Regions from separate parts of the Homo sapiens genome. Here region 2 is linked to region 1. Evidence: chromatin loops called from intact Hi-C (ENCODE). Cell type or tissue: PC-9. All regions are shown on one strand. Links, peaks and the distances in the headings refer to the core of each region. The heading gives the core; the rest is flanking DNA.

Region 1 (10,440 bases), core at 1,191-9,190:
TCAGCTTGGCAAAAATCCAAAGATTTGACAACTCATTGTGTTGGTGAGGCTGTGGAGAAACAGGTGTTCTTATTGATTACTGGTGGGAATGCACAATGAGGCAGTTCCTAGGGAGGGAAATAGTTGGCCAAGTTGCAGATACACATGGCCTTCAACCTACCGATGTCAGTTCCATGAATCTCTGCCAAGAAAACGCTAGGGAAACAGCGACTTTGGCACAGGCCGCTCTTTCATGGTGATAGCAAAAACAGAAAACTCCCAGTTGCCCATCCAGGGCAACTGTTTGATTAAATCCTGGTCAGTCCCATAAGGAGTGCGTTGTAGGAACAGGAAGTCGTGAGAAGGAGCCGTGCGTGCGATGTGAAAGGCAGTGTCGTGTAAATGCAGTAAGAGGCAGGACATGTCAGAGAGGCTTCTAGAACGGCTTGGAGATGGGTATGCATGGGCTTCTCATATAAAATAACCAGTGAACAGGTAAACCCCGACCTAATAAACACGGCCTCCAGTGGGGGTGGGGAAAGAAGGTGGTGGGGGAGGGGAAGGGGGGCCAATTCTGGGGCTGACCTTGAGCTTCACATGGCTCATGTCTCCTCTGGAACCATGTAGATGCTTTGCTAAAAAACAACAACAAATCCTAAAGAACAAGAAAGGAATCCCTACAAATTGGAAACTGGCAGGAACAAGTAAACCTAACTGTTTACCAAATTGGTGCCAAGAAATCTTCATGTGACTGTGACTTAAAAAATAAACAGTATTTTGAGTACATAATTTTAGTGAGATATAGTCTCACTAAGAACAAAATAATAATTCCAAAAAAAAAAGTTATCTTAAAACAAGGAATAGCAGAAGGGGAAAATAAGAAAATATTCTCTTCTCTGATGGGAAACAGGGAAGGACATCCAGCCCAATCCCCCTCCCCCCAGCCTTCCCCAATCCCCACCCCACCCCACATGTATACACACAGCGGTCTGAGTCCTGCAGGGGACAGAGATGACAGGAGCTGGGCCCGAGACTGACTGACAAGTAGGCCTGGGAGGGCACCAGTCTCTGCGACCAGGTGTCCATGAGGGCTTCCAGGGGTCTTTCCACAGGGGCTGGGGCCTTTGGATGGAGTGAGCCTGGGAACTGTCAGAGGCACAGGGGTGCAGGGGAGGGGCAGGAGGGACCCTCTGTGCTCAGTGCTTTCTGGGAGTTTCAGGCTGAGGCTGGGCAGCCCCTTGGCCCCCTGCTGCAGGTTTGAGCAGTGCTCATTCCGGCCCAGCCCCTCCCAGGCACAGACACTTGAGCTCTGCTCAGCAGGCAGGGCAGAAATGATGACAGGTGCCACCACCCCCGGCCCGCCTGTCACTGGAAACCAGCTGCTTCCTGTCAGCAGTCCTTCAGGCCAAGGACAGCCAGGCCCACTTGGAGCTCCTGTTTCTTAACCCAGCCCCCTCCAAGCAGGCCTTCTTCCAACGCTAGGGTCAACACAACCTTCGCTAGGTCCTGGCTCCTGCTGTCCCCAGGGATCTGGGATGGAGGAGGCCCTGATGGGAGCGGGGATGAGGCCTCGAATGGGATGGATGGCTAGAGAGAGGTGTCCCTAGGGAGATGGGGTGAGGGGATGGCTGCTGGTGGGGAGGTCACTGGGGGAGGAGGCAGGAGAGACATGCTGGCTGAGGAGGGATGCGGTCTACCCAGGAGGAGCAGAGGTGCAAACAGGAGGACGATGGGTGTCCCAGGCCAGTGAGGGCCAGCCTGGAAGGCAGACCTGGAACAGGCAATTCCCATAGACCTTCTTGGGGGGCCAAGGAGCTTGGTTGTGTACCACCCGTGGTGGTGGGGGTTCTGGGCCTGAGGGTTCTGGGCTGGGAGTCACCCCACAGAGCTGATTCAGGGTCACAGTGCACCCAAAGGATGAGGGAGGGGAGCTGGAGGGAGAAGGTTCCGGGTGGCCACTCCCCTGAGCATGCATGGGGAGAAACTGTCCCATTGCTCAGCTAAGCTGACATGGTACTCCTTCCATTGTGAGCATGGAAGAAGGTGACTCGGTTCCAGAAGAAGCCATAGTGTCTTCCCATCACTGCAGCTGTGGCCAGGATCCCCAGGCAGCGAGGTGCCCAGCACTGCTCAAACTGCTGAGTACACCCCAGGTGACGCGTTGATAGAAGAGCCTGCACCTCACTCTGCGGAAAACTCAGCTCTCACCTGTGCTAACAATTTCAATGCAATGCGTTTCCTTTGCGATTCTATGCATTTTATTTTATGCACCTAAAAACATTATTCTGATGAGGGGTCCCTAACTTTCACTACCTGCCATGGGGCCTCGGTGCACAGGAGGTTAAGAATGCCTGGCTCAGGTATTGACCGGGCTCGGGGACCGAGAGCTCCTCGGGGACAGAGGGAGAATCAGAGGAAGAGTTGAGACCTGCCCAGACACAGGGCGGCCTCGGGTGGCGGCCACACCCTCGCCCCAACCCGGATCAGTTGCCCAGTCACCCAGCAGCAGGGCCTGTTTTTAGACCTGCTCCCAGGCAGGTTGCAGCTGGGGCCAGACAGGTACGGTGACCTTGTGAGGGGGTCACAGCACGCTCATAGGGGTCCACTGCAAGGAGAAGTGCAGTCCTTGGCCTGGGCCGGTGGGGTGACAGCAGCAGGGGCTCCAGGACTGGGGGTGGCCTGTTGAACCCCAGGTAGGTGTTCTGTCACCCCTGAGCCCTCACCTGTCCTCCCAAAGCTGGCCCTCAAGAACCAGCCTTCGAGGGCATGTGCCTGGGTCACGGGGTGTAGTCTCCACACTGACATGTAACCCAGCACCTGGGGCTCAGGAGGGTGCATGAGAAATGCCAGGAAGCCGGGGTCTGCAGCCCAAGGCCATGATGAAATCTCCTCACTGCTGCATATAGAGCCGCAGCCCAGCCATGCCCCACAAGCCCATTCTTCTCCCTCCTTTTAGGTCTTGCAGTGCTCTGCAGCTGGCCAGGACGCACAGGTGAGCTCACAGCTCACGGAAACCCTGAAAGCTAAGGCAACCTGGGGAAAGAAGTTACCAAGATTTCCTTTGTACCTTAGGGAATCCAAAAGCATTCTGTGTTCAGTGTTGGTGTCCAGGGTGATTTGGGGGATTTGGTGGCCATTTCCTGGGGTAGTGAGGGACATGCAAGAGCAATGATACGTGGACCTGCCATTCAGGGTGCAGAGATCCTGCAGAGGTCAGCTGGGAGCACCACCCCCAGAGGCCTGTGTCTGTGTGTGATCACGTCAGGCTGGGCACATTCCGTAATAACCAGCACCTCACTCATTTCCCACGGCTCATGGCTTGCAGGATTTTGCTCTCTTGACCTCTCCTCTTCCGATCCAGAGCTTAACATCCCAGGGCTGGTCATTGTGGTTTCACAGAGTCGGGGGCCAGCCTGAACCTGGAGCCATTTGCTGCAGGTGTGGGTTTTCCTTGGAGGCTGAGCAAGTCCCTGCTTACCCAGGCTTGCACCCTCTTGGAGACGTGAGCTCAAGCTCACAGGCATTGGTAGATGATGGCTCAGCCACTTCCAGACGGTGTGACTTTGGATAGGTCACCAAACTCCTCTGGGGTTCAGCTTCCCCAGCTGTAAATTGAGGCTGTGACAGTGTGTCCCGCATTCCACTGCACTGAGGACCAGGTGAGAGCATCACCAGCACACGTGGGCACCAAGCCTGGCACATGGGGAGCTCTGGTGCAGGCAGCACCTGCCACACTCTGCCCCAACCATGCCTGTGTGACCAGGGCACAACCAGAAGTAGCTGGGCAGGTGCCACCCAGAGTGCTGTGGACACAGTCACCGCTGGGCAGGCGCCCCAGGGTGGGTCCTAACCTTAGCCAGCAAGTGGGTGCCACAGGCCCAGGGAGAGCAACGCGGGGACAGCCCTCGTGTCAAAAAACCTGGGATGGTGTAAGACTCCGAATTGTTGTCCTGTCTGAAGAATGTTCCGTTATTTCTCACAACCTGTTTCCTCCCTGGCCACTGAACAGAGGTTTACTTTCCTTTAGGACTTGATCTGTGACCACAGTGCCCCGCTGTTAAGGTGACCAATGCAAACTGCAGAAGGGTGCCCCTTCCCCCCCAGAAACATCAGGTGCGTCCCAGGTCCTGCGGCACCCCCCGAGGAGGGAGGTGCTGAGGGCGGGGCTGCAGCCACGGAGTTGGAGGGGGGGACTGTGGGTGGGGCTGGAGGATCAGGGTGCTGTGGGCGGGGCCAGAGGAAAGAGGCACTGTGGATGGGGCGGGAGGGGCGAGGCACTGTGGGCAGGGCCGGAGGAGGGAGGTGCTGTGGGCGGGGTTGGAGGGGTAGATGCTGTGGGCAGGGTCGGAGGAGGGAGTGCTGTGGGAGGAGCTGGAGGGGGAGGCACTGTGGGTGGGCCAGAGGGGGGAGACACTGTGGGCGGGGTCAGAGGAGGGGGGTATTATGGGCAGGGCTGGAGGCGGGAGGTGCTGTGGGCGGGGTCTGAGGTGGAGGTGCTGTGGGTGGGGCTGGAGGGGGAGGTGTTGTGGGCAGGGCTGTGGGGAGGTGCTGTGGGGCTGTGGGCGGGGCTTGAGGGGAGAGCTGCAGCCGGGGAGGAGGGAGGTGCTGTGGGTGGGGTTGAAGTGGGGGAGGTGCTGTGGGCGGGGCCGGAGAAGGGAGGCGCCGTGGGTGGGGCTGGAGAGGGGAGGTGCTGTGGGCGGGGCTGGAGGTGGAGGTGCTGTGGGCGGGGCTGGACCAGAGAGGTGCTGTGGGCGGGGCCGCAGCCAGGCTTATGCTTCCCTGCTGCAGGGGTGCGCTGATGGGATGGGGGCGTCTCACCCCAGGTGGGGGAGGCCTGAGCTCGCATCATCCGGCTGCAGACCCCTGGGTGCCCCCTTGTGCCAGGTCCGTCAGGGGCACAGGCCCGGCAGCACGCTGACTGGGCGCCGGGCAGGCCCGGCCGGCAGGGAGGGCTCCAAAGGCTGATCCTGCCTGTATTTTAAGGCCTGAGTTTCAGAGCGGCCTCCGGGCCCTTTGCTGAGCTCCAGCGCCCCCTGGTGTCGGCGAGGCGGGTGAGGGAGACGCGCCTTTGGGTCTCGGGCCTGCCCTCCAGCAGCCCACACACACCCCAGGACCTGGAGGCCTCCACCAGCCCCACCCTGGGGAGGACATTGAGAACCTGGAACAAGGTCTATTTGGGTCTGAAATACAGAAATGTAAGAACGCTGGAGAAGCTGGGGTCTCCTCCGGGAGAAGCCAGGCCTCGGGAGCCCGCTGCTGGGAGCCCTGGGGGCAGAGCCGGCCGCAGAGCCTTCCGCACAGACCCGTCCTTCCTAGGAGGCTGGGAGCTGGCATTTTGGCTTTGGCTCAGAATTGCCCGCTGTGCCACGAGGGCGAAGTCCAGCCCAGCAGGGGGAGGGCTGCTGCCCAAAGAGAGGGACTGATGTGGTTCTCCTGGGCCTGCTAGTGTCGGATGCTCCTCCAGGGACTGTTCTCAAGGCCCAGGTGCATGTGGGGAAATCGGGCTGTCTGGAAGAAAGAGTGGAAGCCGCTCGCTAGAGACACGCCTCTGTGATTCTCCCAGAAAGTGTCCTGTCGGAGGCTCAGGACTTCCTAGTGAAGCAGCTAGGACAAGCTGGGCATATTGAAAGTCACGGGGACATAAACCTGCAGGCCTGGGTATGGCCATTGGGTATACGTTAAATTCTGTGGCACCCAGTCTAGTACAACAGCTTCCGTTTCAGGACAGACAAGGTCACCCTGTGGGACCACCCTTAGCTGGAGCACCAGTTCCCTTCGCAGCCTCCTGATGAGAAGTGATCTCTGAACAGAAGGTGCAGGGCAGAGCTGCGGGCGTGCAGGGCCCTTCTCCCAGTCTGTTCCCGTCGATTCCTTGCTGCTCACACTCAAGGGTCTGCGCCCAGCCTGAAGGCGCTGCCTGCCGCGGTCCCTCCTGGTCATCTGTCTTTGTAGATTTGCAGAACAACATAGCCTCACCTGTGGGAGAGGCTTCCCAAGCTTCACCTTCACTCAGCACTGTTGCGCAGTCCCCAGGCAGGTGGCACCTGAGAGAGGGTTCCAGGCTTGGCCACTGGAGGGTCCCAAAGGTGGCTGGTTCCTGGCCCCAACAAAGCCGACTCCCTGGGAGACAGATGAGTCCCTCCAGGGTGGTACTGTTGGTCTGTTTTGGTCAGTGACGTGCTCAGCTCCAGGGCCATGCCTGGCACAGGGAAGGTGCGTCTTCAGTACTGGGTGATGTTGGACGAACGCCTGCTTCCCTTTTTTTTTCAAACTGAGGTCTGCAACCCAGATGCCCTTGGCTACTTACTGACTGCTCCATCTGAGCAAGTGGCACAGTGCCACTCATCTGCATAGGTGAGCGGGGACTGGTGGGTCTGCTGCTGGCTGGACAGAATGTCTGGGAGGGGCTTTGAGCATCCTGACCACCTCTGCTCTCAATCAGGCTTGGAAGGCAGCGTGTAATTAGGTCACATGGAGCCTCCAAGGACCAGACACTGGGGAAACCATAGCTCTCTGTCTTGTGCGTTTCTGGGTGCCAAAGCCATTACCTCCTGCTTTTGGAGGTCCCGTTGCCAGTTGCCAGGGTGAGAGGCAGGATGGGTTCATGACTCATGGCATCGACATCCTCCGGCCTGTTAAATCTTTTTGTTGTTGTTGTTGTTTTTTGAGATAGAGTCTCGCTTTGTCGCCCAGGCTGGAGTGCAATGGCACGATCTCGGCTCACTGCAAGCTCCGCCTCCTGGGTTCATGCCATCCTCCTGCCTCAGCCTCCTGAGTAGCTGGGACTACAGGCACCTGCCACCAAGCCCGGCTAATTTTTTATATTTTTAGTAGAGACGAGGTTTCATCATGTTGGCCAGGATGGTCTCGATCTCCTGACCTTGTGATCCGCCCACCTTGGCCTCCCAAAGTGCTGGGATAACAGGTGTGAGCCACCGCGCCCGGCCCAGCCTGTTCAATCTTAATGCAGTTGGCAAACACCTGTTTTTAATTTCTGATTTTTAAGGGCCATTTCCCTGGAGTTCACTGTTAGGTATAATGTGGGGTGTTATGTTAAGGGATATTCATCATATTAAAACATAGTCTCTCTGCACCGTGACTTTTATTCTTCCAGTAAGTAGTAGGTGTCTATTTTTACTAAAAGCTTTTCTAGCGTCAGAGCCAGGGAGGTTTCCGTGGAGGTCCAGCCAACCCAGTTGGGGCCAGTTCCTTTGGTGGACACCCCTGCCCTTCCCCCTGGTGGAAGATCTGCTGACCCCTTAGCCAGTCCCTGGACCCCCAGCAGAGCTGGGCCTACTGCTTGGCTTCCTTCCATGCAGCCCTGGATGTCCCAGGGATGCAGTTTCGGTGGAAAACACACTGCCTTCCCTGCAGTTCATCCCCTGCTCCTGCTATACCGAAGCCCGTTTTTCACTCCACAGAATTCAGAATGGGGAAGACCTTCCCTGCCCCCAGGCCCCTTCCCTTCTTCACTTCTTCACAGTTGAATGAAGCCAGCTGTTTCCTTGCAGCTAGGGCCATCTGCTAAGACACACTTCCCCCTCCAATCTGTGTGTCACTTTCCCTCCTGAGACCCTGAGAGACATCCTGACCCTCCTAGTCTTCCTCTGTATCTGACTCCTCCTGTCATTCTGAAAGAGGGTGGTGCTCTCCCTGGGAACTCTCAGCACACCAGCCGGACCCCTCCGCTCCAGCAACACTCACTGTTCTGTCATTTCTGCTCTCCCTCCCTGGACCATCGCTGAGGCACCTCTCCCCTCTGCTGGGACCCCCAGCCTCGCTGTTCTCTGGCTGCGTCTTCTGACTGTTCCCTTCCACCATGGCTTTCTTGCAGCCCAGCCTCTTTCCCCATCGTCTTCAACACCCTTGCCAATTTTCCCCTCAAGTCCCCTGGGAACAGTCCATTCTTTATCATTCCAAATGTTTGTCTGAAAAAATATCCGACCCAACCATTGCAGTGGCATCCTGTTGTCATCCTTGCCATTAGCACTGGTACCTTTGAGACTGGTGACAAGCCACACCTCTACTGTCAGGTTGTCACAGGGCCCAGCCTCTCCACCTGCAGCTGCCACCGATACTTCCCACGTTGGCATCCAAGAAATGGGCAGGTGCAATATTCTGGAGAATCAATGTCCCATGCCTGCACCCTCACTGCTAAGGAGTTGAGGAAGCATGCATTTCAGATAGAGATGGAAAGATAGAGAGGAAAAGCTAAAAGAGGGTTAGCGTGGGAGCTGAGCAGATGATTTACAGAGTATGACACATGCAGTTTCACAATCATGTGTCTAGGTGGGGTTTTAGTTTTCTATGTTCTGCTCTGGCTCTCTTGTGCTTCTTGAATCTGAGGATTCATGTTTATCAGTTCTGGAAAATGTGCATGCATTTCCTCTGCTCCAGTGGCCAGCCTCTCTCTCCCTTTGGGACTTTGGTGATTTACGTATTGGTCCTTCTAGCTCTTGCATCATCCCTCTCACTTTATTCTGCCTCCTATCTCTTTATTTTCCCATGCATATTCTGGGTAATTTATTAAATCTATTGCATTCATCTGCTAGGGCTCCTCCAACAAAGTACTACAGATGGGGCAGTTTAAACAACAAAAATTTGTTTTCCCACAGTTCTGGAGGCTGGAAGTCTGAGATCAAGGTATCGGCAGGACTGGTTCCTCTGGGGCCTCTCTCCTTGGCTTGTCTTCTTCCTGTCTTTACATGATCACCTCTCTGTGTGTGTCCCAATCTCCTCTTATTATAAGGGCACTAGTTATATTGGATTAAGGCCCCCCCAAGACCTCACTTTAAATTAATTACTCCTTTAAAGACCCTGTCTCCAAATACATTCACATTCTGAGGTACTGGGGGTAAGACTTCAACATGAATTTTGCGGGAACACACTTCAGCCTAGAATGTCTATTTTCCAGTTCACTAATTCTCTCTTCAGCTGAATCTAATTTGCTTTTTAAGTATTCCACTAAGTTTCAATTATGAATACCCATGTAGTCATTTGTAGAGGTTTGTTTTGGTTCTATTTTGAATAAAATCTTATTTGCCAGGCATGGTGACTCATGCCTGTAAACCCAACACTTTGTGAGTTTGAGGCAGGAGGACTGCTTGAGCCCAGGAGTTCAAGACTAACCTAGGCAACATAGTGAGATCCCATCTGTACAAAAAAAATTTAAAAATTAGCTGGGTGTGATGATGCGTGCCTGTACTCCCAGCTACTTGGGAGGCTGAGGTGGGAGGATCACTTGAGCCTGGGAGGCTGAGGTTGCAGTGAGCCATGATTATACTCCAGCCTGGGCAACAGAGTGAGACCCTGACACACACACACACACACACACACACACACACACACACACACATCTTATTTACACAATCACAATCTGGTTCTCAGAATTTAGATTTCTTCATTTTGAAATGTATCTAACGCTTTCCTTTCTGTTTACTTTCAGGTCGTTTAGATTAAGTGCTGAGAGGTGTAGCTCTTCCTATACCTGGTAAATGCTGACCCCCTGAACCCAATCCCGAAGCCCCCATCCACATGCTATGGGGACCACATTGGGAGCCTGTGGTATGATTTTGCCTTTGTTTATGCCAGACACCTTGGGTTGACCTGAGCTCATGCTCAGCAAAGGGACTAAATGTTAACTTCTTAGCTTAGAATTCCATGTGGTATAAATCTGGATCCCTCATATGCTTAAAGGACAAGCCTGGGGTCTGATTATTTAGGAAAACTTTTTCCACCCAGAATCCATGATGTGCCCCTTCAACGGGTGTCATCCCCTCCCTGAGAGTCAGCCACAGCCAGCACCTCCTGGCCCTGGGCTGGAGGCACTGCACCGGCTTCCGGGGAGCAGCAGCTATGCCAGCTTTGCCCACACCGCCTGTTTCTGACGTGTCCCCCACTCTGCAGCATGACTCCCAGACCCCATCACACTCTACAGCTGGGGTATCACAGTGGGGTGGAGGCCCTCGCAGCACCCCCTCAGGAACCCAGAGGGTCCCCAGTTTGGAGACTGCTCAGGAAGTGGGTCCAGACCAGCACCTCTGGCTGGAAGAGCTGCGCCCAGCCTGGATGAAATAGATACTCGTTTGAATCTGTTCTACCAGGAAAAACTCGCTGTCTTCAAGGTGTCCATCTGTCTTAGATGTGGGGCTTCAGGCACATCAGATAACCTCTCAGGGCCTCCAGAAGCTCGCCTGGAAGGCTGCAATGATGGCTCCTGGGAGGGCGGGGACAGGTCTAAGTGGTGTGATTCTGGGCCAGGCCTGCAGTTACTGCCCATCAAAGGCAGGTCTTAGTATCTCCCTACTGCACCCGGCAGTGCCTCAAGGTATAGGCCCCTTGGAATGATACTCTTTATTTTTCTCTGCTGTTTCCTTCTTTCTTCAGCTGGACTACAGAAAGGCAGGCAGCCACTGCCTAGAGAAGGGTGAGGACTGCAGAGACCAAACAGCTCCTCCCATG
Region 2 (8,851 bases), core at 508-8,507, 220 kb before region 1:
GCTCAGCTGTGACGGGGCACCCAGGCCAGGCTGGCTGGGCCACAGGAACCGAGTGAGCTGGTCCAAGACTCAGGACTAGGGCTCAAGCACTCCTAGGGAGGAGGGTGGGTGGCGTCCCCCGCCGGCTCCTCCTGTGCCCCTCCCTCGCGAGGTCCCGGCGGACCCACTCCCCAGCCCCCACCACGCAGACGGGAGAGGCTGACGAGAGGCATGGAGAGGTGAGGCCCGAAACACCCGTAAGATATGGGAGCTCCCCCCACCTGCAGGTTCTGAGGGGCTCCTCGGCGCCGTCAGCCACCTCTCACACCCCCTCACGGCCGCGCACCGGCCCCCGCGCCTCAGCCTCCCCCGCCGACCCCTCAGCCCCGCCCGGCCAACTCGCCCAGCCGGCCCGGCGACCTGCGTTGTTCCAGCTGCCCCAGCACAGCCCCCGTCCCTCCCTCCCTCCTCGGACAAGCACGGGAGTGAAGACACGGAGCCAGAGCTCGGGCGCCGGCCTGGGAGCCCCCGGCAGGCTGGACGCAAGGCGGGCGAAGGCCTGGGAGCCTCGGGCAGGCTGGATCGAGGCGGCCCCCTGAGGCCCGCTGCAGGCTGGACGCACGGCAGTCAAAGGCAGGAGGCCTCCCGCTGGCTTCCTTCTGCGGAGCTCCGGCCCGGCGCAGGCCGGGGCCACAGGTTGTGGTCCTGGACATGAGATGGCAGAGGCCGGCTCTGCAGAGTCCCCCTGCAGGGCGGCAAAGCAAGCCCCCTCCTGGAAGAATGCCAGGGGCTGGGGCCTTTCTGAATGGAGAGCAATGTGCCCAAGACCAGCTGTCATCTTAAATCTCCCCACCCAGGGGCCTCCCCACCCCCAGGGGCCTCCCCACCACTTCTCTCAGCTCAACACCTGGGGATAGAGAGGCCTCAGGCCAGGAGGGAACCCTCCCCATGTCCCTCTCCCTCTCCTTCCTGGCCTTTCTCCTCCTCCAACCCAGAGGGAGGCATTTTCCAACCTAGGGGGTGAGTCCCGGCAGCCCATCCCCTTCCCCCCGTGCAGGGAGGCATCTGGGCCCTTCCGGCCCACCCCTCCCTCTGGCCCTGGGGCTGCTCAGGTCAAGGTCACCGGGCCTGCTCCCCGCTGGGCCAGGGACTGGACCCTCTCTTCCCTGATCCCTGGGCTGAAGTTGCTGTAGCCGACCCATCCTTCCACAGCGCTCCCCTCCCTCAGTCACTGGGACACTTCCCTTCCCCAGTGCTCTGAGGATTTTTTTGGGGGGGAAGGGGATTATTTGTTTAATGGCAGATTCATCCCCCACCTCAAACCCAGAGTCTCCAGTTCCCAGGCTCCTGCTCCTCAGGTTAAAGCACAGAGCTCTTGCTCCCTGGCTCGTAGGCAGCTGCTGTCTCGTTCCATCTTCCCCCTCCCGATCCTGACGGTTCTGGACCACCCCACTCTGCTGCTCCTCACTAAGCCCCCACCAGCCTTAACTTTGGATACCTTTTAGGTCATGCATTCTCGTCCCCTGCTGACATGTCCCCACCCCGCAGTTTCCTCTTGGTCATCAGCACCTTCACCCCAAAGCTTTAGGCGAGACTCCCATCCTGACAGTGGCCCCCATCCCCAATGATGGACCCAGACCTCATTTGTCCAGACCCAGCCTGGCAGCTGCCCGTGACCAGTGGCTCTGGAGCCCTCCCAAGGAGAATGCAGAGAGATGATGGCGCCACGCCACGCCCATCCCTCCAGAAGCTTCCACGGCTCACACAGGAGGTGCAGACTGTAAAGCCGGCTTTATCCACCTTTACAGCCTCGTCCTAGACACTCAGTGTCAACAGACTCGAATGCCTAAGGTACCGGAATTTGGCGTGGACAGTCAGCCTGCATTGCCTCCCACGGTGCTGGAGTAGGGCTGTGTGCAGAGCTCCAGGCACCGCAGCCCCCCAACACGCAAGGGAAGAGCCTAGGCCTCCCCGCTCCTGCCCTCTACTCAGCTCTGCACCCGGCAACGGGGCCTTCCTGGCTGGCCGATGGCTGCGAAGGCTTTCCCCAAGCCCGAACCCTCTTCTCGAAGCCTGCCCCAGCCCCTGGCCCATCTGCTCTCGGACCCCAACCAGCTCCGGTGGCTGTGGCATCCTCCGGCACGTCCAGCAGCCTCCTGGGGTGAGGGTGCACTGGACAAACGACCCAGGGGGTTTCCTGGGGACCACCCACTGCCCAGGCTGCAGAGGATCTTTTCCTCACTTTTGCCCCATCCTCTAAGAAGCCTGCGCCCCTGGCCAGTCCCTGTCCGCCTGGGCTCCTGACGTCTGAGCCAGAGGCAGCCTTGGCCCCACCTGCGAGGTGGACCGGCCACGGCATCTCAGCTCCTCGTCAACGGCATCCACGGCCCCCAGACTCACCCCATCGTGCTTCCCTCCCCTCCCCACACCCCTGCCGTCTGCCCGAAGCCCCCCCGCCACCATTTCACCCAAATGACAGCGTCGCCAAGGAGCCCCTCCGCCGCCGCAGAACCTCCGCCGCGCACTGCGACCCGAAACCGAGGGGCGTCGTAGGGACACCTCTGCCCCGGGTGGGAGGGTCCGCGCCCCAGGCCGGCTAAGGCTCCTGTCACCCGCGGCTGCTTGCGAGGGCGACAGGCGTGAAACCGGCCCCGGCGGCGGAACAAAGGCTCGGCGGCACCGGCGGCAGCGTCGCCGCCCTGGGGGTCCCGGGCGCCCCGATGCCAGTCGCCAGCCGCCGCGGCCAGGGACGAAGACGGCAAACCGCGCAGCCGGAGCGGGTGCGCAGGGGTCTGGACACGCAGCAGCGCCGGCGGCCCGGCGAGGAGGGGGCACTGGTGCAGTGGGCGCGGCGGGGAGGGAAGGGGGCGGGCGGGGAGAGGGGGCTGCGGCGGGCAGGCGAGGGGAGGGGGGCGCCGCGATTGGCGGGGAAGGGGCTTGTCGCAGCGGGTGCGGCAGGCACGGGGGTGGGGGAGGGGGCTCGAAGGGCTGCGACGGCCCGGGGAGGGGGATGGGCCTGGCGGAAGAGGAAGGGGGGCCCCGGGGCGGCGGCAGGCGATGCGGGAGCGGGGCGGGCGGAGGGAGCGGGGCGGGCGGAGGGAGCGGGGCGGGCGGAGGGAGCGGGGCGGGCGGAGGGAGCGGGGCGGGCGGAGGGAGCGGGGCGGGCGGTGGGAGCGGGGCGGGCGGTGGGAGCGGGGCGGGCGGTGGGAGCGGGGCGGGGACGCCGGGATGCGGCCCGGGAGGGGTAGGGGTAGGTGCAGCTGGGGCGACGGGTGGGGTGGGACTGGGGACGGGCCACGGACTCCCGACAGGAGGGGCGGAAAGGGGATGGGGCTGCGGCGGCCAAGCGGGGCAGGACGGAGCGGAGGATGGGACAGAGGCGGTGGGGACGAGGAGCGGGTGGAGATGGGGGTGGCGCGCCTGCGGATGCGGGTACGGTGGCGCTGCGGGAGAGGTCCTCGGGCCTGGCTTCCAGCGCGGCGGCGGACGCGGGACCCCCTTCGCAGCGGCGGCTCCAGCGGCTCCGGGCGGCGCGCGGGCTCTGGGTGCAGGTGCTCGGGCCGGGGAAAGGCGGCGGAGCGGGGCCGGGCGGAAGGGCTCGCAGGAGGCGAAAAGCCAGCGGGGGACGAGGGCGGGCTGCGGTCCGCCGGGCGCGCGGGAGACTCTGGCCGCAGCCACCCCGGGCAGCGCCGCAGCCGCACTGGCGCGCACGGCCGAGGGCGGTGGCTCCCGGCGCGGGGACGAGCGTCCTCCCGCAGCCCCCGCCCCGCCGCGCTCGGCACCGCCCCCGTCTCCCTGGAAACCGCAGGCGGCCGCCCCGGCCCCTCCGGCCAGGTCCCCGCCGCCCTGCGCCCGCCTTCCTGCCCGCCGCCGAGGCCGGGCCCCTCCCTCCCGCCTGCGGGTGCTGCTCCTGTTCTCCGCGGGCAGTCCGGGCCTCCTAGGCTCCCCACTGCAGCTAAGCGGGCCCAGGCCTTGGTGCAGGGGCTCCTGGGTCTCAGCAGGGCCGGCGCTCGGGGGAGCCGGGGCCCCTCCCCGGAGGGTAATGGGGGCGGGGTGTCGGGTTTCTCTCTGTGCTGAAGGTGGCAGCTGACCACCGCTGTCCTCACGCAAAGCTGCCATGGTCATTCCACATCCTCTACCTGCCCCCTCCAGCCCCCAGTCCAATGGCACCCGGGCCTTGACTCCAGACCCCCCTGCCCCTATATCCTGACCTGCTTTCCCTCTGACATACCAAACCCAACAGGCCACATCCTTCCACCAAGTCTCCCACCCAGGTGCCCCCAGCCTGGGAGGTCTATGCTGTGCGCCTCTGGCCCCTCCTTGGACACCAGAGGGACAGCCTCCCGCCAACACCCTCCCCTCCCTGCAGCCCAGGTCCTGCGTGGCTCCCACTGTCCCGGCCCAGCTCCCCACCTTCCCCAGGCCTGCTGACCCAGCCAGACAAAACCACCCACTCACACCAGTTCCCCTCTGGCCGCACTCCGGCCTCTCGGCCGGTCTGCAATGGGCACACTGAGAGCTGCTGGACAGACCACCAAGGCAGGCCACAACACCGGAGACCCCCAAAGACGGGGCTTTCACCAGGCAACTCATAAGACTGCTCTCTAAGCTGCCCAGATCCTGCTTGGGGAACCCCTGAGCAGGCCATCCTGCCGGCAGACGCCAGGTCTGGGCGGTGCCGGCCCTGGCATGGCACGACGGCAGGGGTCCATCAGATGGGAGCCTAGTCACAGCTCGGGCCAAGAAGCCGCGTGCCCTGTGCAGGCCTCCCCCCATGCCAGCCTGCTCCACTGTCTGAGGCTCATGCTGTGGCCTCAGACTGGGGATGAAAGGGGATTCAGAATTTGTGTCACGAACCTCCTGCCACACCCAGGACCCGGTGTCTTGGCTGTAAGGCAGAGCCCACTCTTCGAACCCAGGATGAGGTGCTCCCCAGAGGCCGTGCCCCCAGGCCTGGCTCAGCCTTTCTCCTCCTTGGCTTGGTGGAGCTGAAGAGGGCACTCACATCTCTATGCCCAACCCTGCCAGCAGGGTGGAAATTCAGGCAGGCTGTGGGAGGGTGGGGTTGTCCTCCTGGGGCTCTGCCCAGCTCTCCCATCTAGCTTCCCGTACACCCACTGCAGGGGCCACAGGCACCCAAGGAGGCCTGGAAGATGGACTGGCCCTCCCTGTCTGCTACACCCACAGGGGGCACGCTAGAAACGCAGAAGGGGACGCAGCAGCCACATTCCAGTCCACAAAGACGCCGCGCAGGCCCGTCCATCTGCCCCGTGAATGCCAACCAGGCAGAGACACACATACAGCTGAGGCTGGGCCGGATCCCAGAGCAAACCCTTGGGTGCCTCTGGAGGGAGCCCGCCAAGAGGGATGGCTCATAAACACTGGGGAAGGAACAGAAGGGGAGGGAGCAAAGGAACTCGGCCGCTCACCTCCGACCCAACCACTTCCCGAGAAGCCATCTCTGTGGTCATGGTGGTCCCAGGCCTGGCTCTCCCTGCGCCCACCCCCACCACCCAGTCACTCCACCCAGTCACCCCACCCAGCTGTGACCTGCCACTTCCCTCCATCTCACATGCTTTCCCCTCACCTCCCTCAGGAAGCCTCCCCAGCCTCTGGCCTCCAGTCCCAACAAGCCATGCTCCTTCCAGAGGGAACCTCTGCCAGGGGAGCCTCCACTTTCTTGCTCCTGCCTCCCTACCTGGCACCCAGGCCGGCCCTGGTACCCTGGTACTGAATAAAGGCACACGTCTAAATGATGTCGGGGGGAATCTGCCCAGTGTTGGCACTGGAGCGAACACGACCCACTGCCAGCATGGCCCACGAGCCACACCCCCCCAAGCCAGCACCTCCTCCCCAGAGGAAGCACGGGGCTCGACGGGGCACGCCCCTGAATGGGAGGTCACACATGGTGAGGGCTCCCTTGTTCCCAGAGGTCTAGCTGTCTCCCTGCTAAGATGCAGAGCTCACTATGGGCCTCGCAGGGGGTTAAGCCGAGTCATTTCATCTTCACAGCAGCTGTAGGTCCCGCTGACATAGCTGACACATAGAGAGCTAAAGTGACCTGTGCAAGGTCACAGGCTAGGAGTAGCAGCACGGGGCCCAGCACGAGGAACAGCCTTAGCATCCCCCGCCTCCCCAACCCTGCAGCCTGCCCTGACTCCAATCCCAGGGGAATTCCTGAGCTGCAGGCAAAGGCTGAAGCAGGAGCTGACAAGCCCTGCTGAGCCCAGAGAGGTCTGGGCGGTCCCAGGAGGGCGTCTCCCTAGGGCTTTGATGAGTTGGTGGCCGCCCAGGCACCTCTGCCTGCCTGCCCAGCATGGCAGGTGTGTGGGCTGGAGCTTCTGCCCAGCCCTGCCCCACAGCCACAATTAGGGGACGAGTGCAGATAAAGCACGGGGGCCAGTTACATCTGAATTTCAGATAAACAATGAATTGTTATTTTAGTACAGTATGAAAGTATTTGGCCCCAAAGAACTGGAAGCAGGAAAAGGAACAGCTCCTCATACACCCATGCTCACAGCATTATTCACCAGAGCCGGAAGGTAGAAACGATGTCTCTCCACAGTCGAATAGATTGTTTCCACAAACTGTCTGTAGGTGCATACAATGGAATAGGATTAATCCGTGAAAAGGAAGAAATTCTGACACATGCTCCGGCGTGGAGGAACCTTGAGGACGACGCTGAGTGAAAGAAGCCAGACACGAAAGGACAGATACGGCAAGACTCGACTTATGTGAGGTCCCTAGAGGAGTCGGATTCATAGAGACTGAAAGGATGGCGGGCACCAGGGGCGGTGGAGAGGGGAAATGGGGAGTTACTGTTTAATGGGGACAGAGTTTCAGTTTTACAAGATGAAAAGGGTCCTGGAGCTGGATGGGGGTGACGGCCGCACAACAGCATGAATGGACTGAACGCCACTGAAAACTGAACTCTTGAAAATGGTTAAACTGGCAAATTTTGTTATGCATATTTTGCCACAAAAAGCAAACAACTCTTCTCCCCAAAAATATCTGGGGTGTACTTACACTAAATATGTAGGGCATATTTACTCTCAACATTTATTTCCTTATTTGAAATGAAAGTATTTGGGACACACTGCACTACAAAATGATTCAGGGTCTACCTGAAATTCCCATGTACCTCGTGTCCTGTCTTTGCATCCGCTAAGTCCGGCGGCCCTTTGCAGCGTGGGGGTGGGGGGGGGCGCCTGCCGGAATCACACAGGTCTCCCCACCCGCAGCAGCCCACCACCTTTGGGCACCCATGCATGCTTGCGCACCCACGTATCCCTGGCTCCCCCACTCAGGTCTCAGACCCCGTCCAGGCTGTCAGCAGGAGGTTTAAGGCCGCTTTCAACTCTGAACTGTCCCCAGCCTCCTTGGAGAGCAGTGGGTCTCTCCTGAAATCAGCACTATCTCAATTAACAGGCAGACAGGACCACCCCCAGCTTACAGATGGGAAGACTGAGGCTCACGGAGGTTAGGTGGCTTCCCCCCCAGGTCTCAGACTTCTCCCTAAGGCAGATCTCCTTCCACTGGCCTGAGTGTCCCCCTGTCCTCACTGAAGGGGAGGAAATGAGAAGCCCAGGCTTGATACCTGGGCACCCCGAGCCCAGGTATGGAGATTAGGCCACTCTTGCAAAACTAGGGTCAGGCCTGGCCACCCTCGCTGGCCTGACTATCCCATTGCTGGCCAGGTGCTGCTGAAACCTAGTTGGGCCTCAGGCAGCTGGGCTGGTGTCTGCAAGGCCACGTCCGGGGAGGGATAACTGCCGGTCACGCTGCTGGTCACACAGCCCACCACCGAGAACGCCCAGGGCTCCCAGCCCAGGGAGACTCTGAGCAGGTGGTCCTGTCATGTGCCTGCCTGATCGCCTCCCCAAAGGTGAGCTCCGACCTCGACCTCCTGTGGGCCCTGCGGGTCCTGGAGCAGGTGGGAATGGGGGCCCCCTGCCTCCGTGACTCCCACCCATTTCCCGAAGCCACCTGCCGGAGGAGAGCCGGAGGCTCAGAGTTCCACCCCCAGGCACCTGGAGTCCTGACTCCACCCCGTCTACACCCAGACTTCCTGGCAGGGACTATCTACACCCGGACTGCCTGGCAGGGACTGTCTACACCTGGACTGCCTGGCAGGGACTATCTACACCCGGACTGCCTGGCAGACAGAGGGATGCCAGGATCCCATGAGATGGCTCTGGGCAGAGGTTGGGGACACTGCCTGGGGCGGGCACATGAGATCCAGGAGGCAGACAGCCTGGGGGAACGAACCAGCCCCATCCCGTAGGGGAAGGGAGAGGCCCCTATGAGGGCAGCTGTCCAGACCCGGGGCCAGCATCTCCTGCCCTTCCTGCCTCTCCACAGGGCCTGCGGTGCCTCCTGAACTCTCCACCCTTGACTCTCTTCCTGAAAACCAGCTGCCACCCTCAAGGCGGGCTCGAGAGCGCCTCCGGCCGTTCCACTGTCACTGTGCCCTGGGGACACTGTGTTCCACCCAGAATGGCCTGGCAGCAACTCTTCTTGCCATTTCCACCATCTCACACCCAGAGCCAGCGAATGGGAGCGCCGACACTGCGTGCTGTGAGCGCTCAGGGTGACAACCAGGAAGCAGCTGCGCCGGTGACAATGACGGGGCCTCCTGTCCAGGCAGATGTGGCTCCCCAGCCTGGCCTTCCTCCCTCCCCATGGAGTGCCCTCATCCACAGCCCACCTTCTGGAAGATGGGACTTAGAGAAAGAATAGGCCTCCCTGACATGACACACGCTGGGCAGAGGGCGGGCCAGCCTTCTGCCAGGGTACACAGCGACTGTGGGCAGGGCCAGGGGCACACAGCCGGTGTGGAGCCGGCCCTTGACCCCCTTTGACCCCCAGCAGG

What was found. A loop is a pair of places that touch in the nucleus more often than their neighbours do. Peaks named below come from ENCODE experiments on the same cell type or tissue, not always from the same donor. Only the 100,000 strongest peaks of a DNase experiment are listed, where the experiment ranks them.
Region 2: a loop joins it to region 1, with 7 times the contacts of the local background. A loop is called at or near these places in 4 of 110 quality-filtered maps.

What each region holds. Positions count from the first base shown.
Region 1 is chr2:240,227,637-240,238,076 of GRCh38, reverse strand. No RefSeq gene overlaps it. Among named protein-coding and RNA genes, the nearest start is that of OTOS, 92 kb to the right of the region's middle. RefSeq lists enhancers at 1,350-1,954, 2,083-2,583, 3,830-4,371, 10,392-10,440 and silencers at 4,314-4,363, 4,714-4,923. In PC-9, for the core only: a CTCF peak has its summit at 4,995 (motif pointing left); DNase peaks (open chromatin) are centred at 4,456, 4,636 and 4,966; H3K4me3 peaks cover 982 bases.
Region 2 is chr2:240,447,647-240,456,497 of GRCh38, reverse strand. The region is part of intron 1 of GPC1 (glypican 1); the gene reads right to left. It overlaps GPC1-AS1 (GPC1 antisense RNA 1), which reads left to right. Exons shown (of 3, transcript NR_161169.1): 2 at 5,576-5,887; 3 at 6,577-7,119. It overlaps MIR149 (microRNA 149), which reads right to left and starts at 497; the gene lies at 409-497. RefSeq lists an enhancer at 547-1,197 and a silencer at 3,693-3,742. In PC-9, for the core only: no CTCF peak of the experiment used is centred there; a DNase peak (open chromatin) is centred at 3,767; H3K4me3 peaks cover 1,136 bases.